2 separate regions of the Homo sapiens genome follow, and region 1 is linked to region 2. A link is a loop called in an ENCODE intact Hi-C map of the cell type or tissue named here. Cell type or tissue: CD14-positive monocyte. All regions are shown on one strand.

The links. Hi-C counts contacts between places; a loop is a spot of excess contacts. Peaks named below come from ENCODE experiments on the same cell type or tissue, not always from the same donor. Only the 100,000 strongest peaks of a DNase experiment are listed, where the experiment ranks them.
Region 1: it touches region 2 in a loop (5-fold over the local background); 56 of 110 quality-filtered maps call a loop at or near these places.

What each region holds. Positions count from the first base shown.
Region 1 is chr20:32,090,703-32,093,202 of GRCh38, reverse strand. All of the region lies in intron 10 of HCK (HCK proto-oncogene, Src family tyrosine kinase), which reads right to left. Among named protein-coding and RNA genes, the nearest start is that of TM9SF4, 18 kb to the left of the region's middle. RefSeq lists an enhancer at 1,385-2,180. In CD14-positive monocyte, CTCF peaks have their summits at 929 and 1,128 (motif pointing right); a DNase peak (open chromatin) is centred at 1,142; H3K27ac peaks cover 2,196 bases.
Region 2 is chr20:31,825,943-31,828,442 of GRCh38, reverse strand. It overlaps MYLK2 (myosin light chain kinase 2), which reads right to left. Exons shown (of 13, transcript NM_033118.4): 7 at 1,729-1,838; 8 at 1,505-1,646. Among named protein-coding and RNA genes, the nearest start is that of MYLK2, 7.8 kb to the right of the region's middle. RefSeq lists an enhancer at 1,257-1,757. In CD14-positive monocyte, no CTCF peak of the experiment used is centred here; no DNase peak of the experiment used is centred here.

The sequences.
Region 1 (2,500 bases), 260 kb before region 2:
GAGGCCGAGGTGGGCGGATCACTTGAGGCCAGGAGTTCGAGACCAGCCTGGCCAACATGGCGAAACCCCGTCTCTACTAAAAATACAAAAAGAAGATGAGCATGGTGGTGCACGCCTGTAATCCCATCTGCTCAGGAGGTTGAGGCACGAGAATTGCTTGGACCCAGGAGGCAGAGGCTGCAGTGAGCCGAGATCGTGCCACTGTCCTCCAGCCTGGGCGACAGAGCAAGACTCTGTCTCAAAAAGAAAAAAAAGATAAAACAAAGTAACAAAATATGACCTGTAGAGAGCTTTTTTGGATTGGGCGTTCAGGGAAACCTGCTTTGAGGGGGTGAGATTTTAGCAAAGATCTGAATGATGATAATAATAAGTGTGTCGCATAAGAATATTCTAGGCAGAGAGAACATGAGATGCAAAGGCGTGGAGGTAGGTAAGAGCTTGGGTGTTCATGGAACAGCACAGAGGTCAGTGTGGCCAGCAGAAGATGCCACAGAGAGAGTGGGGAGAGTTGAAGTTGAGAGGGAGGCCGCCAATCATGAACTGCCTTGTAGGTCAGGAGAGGAGGGTGGATTTTATTCTGAGCGTGTTGGGGAGATATTAGAGGCCTTCGAGCAGGAGCGTGACATGTTCTGATGTACATTTAAAGATCACCATGGCTGCTGAGTGACTAACAGACTGCGTGGAGGATTCTTATTCACACCAGGAGCCCTAGAAGCCTCTGATGAAAACACAGGGATTATATCTTGCAGACATTTTTACTTACAAGGGTTTGGACAAAAGCGGTTGAAGATGAACCCTCAGATGCCCAGAAAGCAGCACTTTTGGTTTACAAACTGGGCTTGAGCTCTTTGAGGCAGGAATGATCATAATCTCTGTTTTACAGACATGGAACCACTTGTTCCAGATCACACCACCAGGAAAATTCTGAATGTCAGGCTCAAACCAGTCTGAGGACTCCCAATCCAGTGCATCCTGCTGCCTCTAAATAACCCAGCACTCCAGTGCTCCGGCAGACTGCAGCTGGGTGCAGTCTGATGAAATTATTCTGGAAGTGAGGGCGTCTGACTAGACAGAACAATCAAAGCACCACCGGCCGGCTTCTCAAGGTCTGAGGCAAGTGGGTGGCGCACTTGCAAGGGGTGGACAGCAGGGGGCACCCGAGGCAGTTAGAATGGAGACCCATGCTTTGCTTTTTTCTTTTCTTTCTTCTTTTTTTTTTTCTTTTGAGACAGGGCCTTGCTCTGTCACGGAGTACAGTGGTGGGATCACAGCTTACTGCAACCTGTGCCTCCTGGGCTCAAGCAGTCTTCCCACCTCAGCTTCCCAAGCAGCTGGTACTATAGGTGCATGCCACTATGCCAGATTAAATTTAAAAAGAATTTTTTTTTTTTTTAATAGAGAAGAGGTCCCACTATGTGGCCCAGGCTGGGCTTAAAGGATCCTCCTGCTTCAGCTTCCCAAAGTGCTGGGATTACAGGCCTGAGCTGTCATGCCCAAGGGAGACCCAGAGACCCAAATTTTTCAGTAAAAACTTGGAAGAGACTCTGATTTTGTTTAGAATAGTGGGGGGTGGGGACGAAATGGGGATGAGGTTGCCAGGGTGGAGTGAGACAGCATCTTGGCCCTGGGAGTGTGGGAAATTTATGAGTCCTTAGATGAACAGTTAACAAAAGTTATGATGCTAATGGAAGGCATCATAGCTTATTTATAAGATGATACTTAAACACTTATGTGACATTTACCATGTGCTTTGGAGGAGGCACTTTTGTTATCAGCCCCATTTCCACAGATAAGAAAACTGAAGCCCAGAGAAATAGGTAAGTGGCCCCAGCTTACACAGCTTGCAAGTTGCGGAGCCAGGGCTGGAGCTCCAAAAGCGCTGCTTGGGGTCCACGCACTTACCTGTTACTTGGCCCAGCTTTTTTGCCTTGCTTTTCTTCTGGAGCAAGGACTAATGCTGGTAGTTACCACTGTTTGATGCTCACTGGCAGATGCTCATATGCTACTGATTTTCACAGGAGCTCGATGGGGCAGGGATGACACCCCACTTAGGAGACAGCAGAGGGTAATAGCTAAATGGCTCTGGAGCTGGACCAACTCAGCTTGAGCGCTGCAGCTCTGTGATGTCAAGCAAGTTGTGTCATCTCTCTGTACCTCACTTTTCTTCTCTGTAATAGCACCTGGTTCCAAGGGGTCATGTGAAGATGAATCCCCTAAGCCTACATCAAGGGCTTAGTAGAGTGTTTGGCACATAGTTAAGTATTTATTTAAAGAGTGGCTCCCAGTGCTCCCAGTGGGGGAAAGTGGCACTCAGAGAGGTTAAGCAACTTGCTTGAGGCTACACAGGCAGAGCTGAGATCAAAACAAAACTCTGTGTGACTCCTAAGCCCAGATGCTAATAGTGTTGCTTCTCCAGGGTCTGCTGACTGAATGAATAACGAGTAGGTTTATTGGGCCCAGGTGTAAGCACTGCGGGTTGATAAAGGCGGTGAGATTTCAT
Region 2 (2,500 bases):
AAGGAAAGTACCCAGCATATGCTTATGGAATGAATGAATGAAAGTACCATCCACTTTGCTGATGGGTGCTCACGCGCCTCCACATTAAGATTCCATGTCCCGCCACTTAACGCACAGCATTAACACCTGCCATGAGGACTGCCAACCCCCTGCACTCCTGCTGCCCTTCCCTGCTCCACACCCAGAGCTCCACACTCAGCTCCGGACAGCTACGGACAACTGACTGGAGTTGCTGCAATGTATACACCTATCTGTGGCCAGGCACGGTGGCTCACACATGTAATCCCAGCACTTTGGGAGGCTGAGGCAGGCAGATCACCTGAGGTCAGGAGTTCAAGACCAGCCTGACCAGCATGGCGAAACCCCGTCTCCACTAAAAATACAAAAATTAGCCGGGCATGGTGGCACACGCCTGTAATCCCAGCTACTCGGGAGGCTGAGGCAAAAGAATTGCTTGAGCCCAGGAGACAGAGGTTGCAGTAAGCCAAGATCACACCACTGCACTCCAGCCTGGCCAACAGACCAAGACTTTCTGTCTCAAAAAAAAAAAAAAAAAAAAAGCAGATCTGCTCTTCCTGACCTACCATGTGCATGGTAGTGAGCAAGGTCAGAAGAGGGATATCAGGCCGGGAACAGTGGCTCATGTCTGTAATCCCAGCACTTTGGGAGGCCGAGGTGGGCGGATCACTTGAGGTCTGGAGTTCAAGATCAGCCTGGCCAACATGGTGAAACCCTGTCTCTACTAAAACTGCAAAAATTAGCTGGGTGTGGTGGCAGGTGTCTGTAATCCCAGCTACTCGGGAGGCTGAGGCAGGAGAATCGCTTGAACCCAGGAGGCGGAGGTTGCAGTGAGCCAAGATAGCGCCACTGCACTCCAGCCTGGGCAACAGAGTGAGACTCTATCTCAAAAAAAAGAAGAAGGATATCAATATTCTTTCACGAAACATTGTTGTTAGCGCCTACCTCATGCACATTGCCACGCTGACACTATACTTATTTGAGAGCTCCAAGAATGCAGGGATTTTTATCTGTTTGGTTCACCACAGGATCTCCACCACCTAGAGCATTGCCTGGCATAAAGTAGGCCCTCAAGAAATATTTGTTGCTTTTGAATAAATGATCAGACACTCCTAGTACCTATCATGGGCCAAGGCTGAGGCAGGTGCTATTGCAACACTTATTAGCCACTTGTCTGTGTGACACACTGAGCTTGGGGCTCACAGGACTGCAAAAGGCCCTTTCAACAAATACTTAGTACTAGACTAGAAGTTCCATGAAAGCTGGTACCACGTCTTTTTTTTTTCCCCCCCTCTCTCTCTTTGCTGTGCCCCCGGCTCCTGGCACTTGGTAAGTATTCCATAAACCCTTTCTGAATCTATGAAGGGAAGGATGGATGAAGGAAGAGATGGAGGGATGGGAGGGCAGAGGGATGGCTGGTGACAGCACTGATCTCAGGGGGTCGGAGGCTGCCCCTGACCCTTCCCAGGAGGCCCCAGTCTGGTACCTTGAGGTCCAGGTGCAAAACCCTCATCTTGTGCATGAAGAGGATCCCGTCACAGATCTGCCTGACAAACACCATGGTGTCCACCTCGGTCAGATGGTAGTCCTCATCCACAATCCTCTCGAAGAGCTCTCCGCCCTCGATGCTGTGTGCACAGACCCCTCCACGGCTTGCTCCGTGCCTGGTGGTACCCCCACCCAGCCCCTACCACTACTTCGGGCACTCACTACTCCATGAACAGGACGATCTCATGCGGAGTCTCGATGGCTGCATACAGCTGGATCAGATTGCGGTGGTTCAGCTGGTTCATGACCTCAATCTCCAGCAACACCATTTCCTGGGGACCAGGGAAGTCAAGGGTACCAGCTGGGCACCATCACTCCCTGCCACCCACCCTCCATACCCGCACCCTTGAACAGGCCTGCTAGCCTTGCCCAGATCACTGCTCAGCCTCCTCCTTGCCTCTCCTCTCTCCCCCACCCCCACATCTGTGGTCCTCACCACTCCCAAGTCATGCCTGCTGGGACATCTTCCTTTTGCCGGCTCTTCTCCTGAGTACTGACATGCCAAGATCTCCATCCTCCCCCCTCACCGCTTCCCTCTCTCTGCTCTCTCCCTGGGCATCTGCATAAAGTCTCATGACTTTACATTTTATCCAAAGTCATCAATTTCCAAATATACATCTCAACCTCTGAGCACTCCATTGAATTCTAGACTCCAATATCTCCAACTGTCTACTTGCCTTAGTTGTCTAATAGACATCTCAAATCTATCATGTCCAAAATTAGACCTTAGACATCGTCCCTTCCCCACAATTGAGTTGCTCTCGGCTTGCCTGGCAGCAAAAGTACCCCCACGCTTCACCCAAGGGTGCAGGACAAAAAGTTACGAGCCATCCTAAGTTCTTCCCTTACTCTCGCGCCCTCACACCCCACCTCCGACCCAACTCTTCAGCATCATCTACCTTCAAGCTAGATTATACATCCAATCATTCGCACC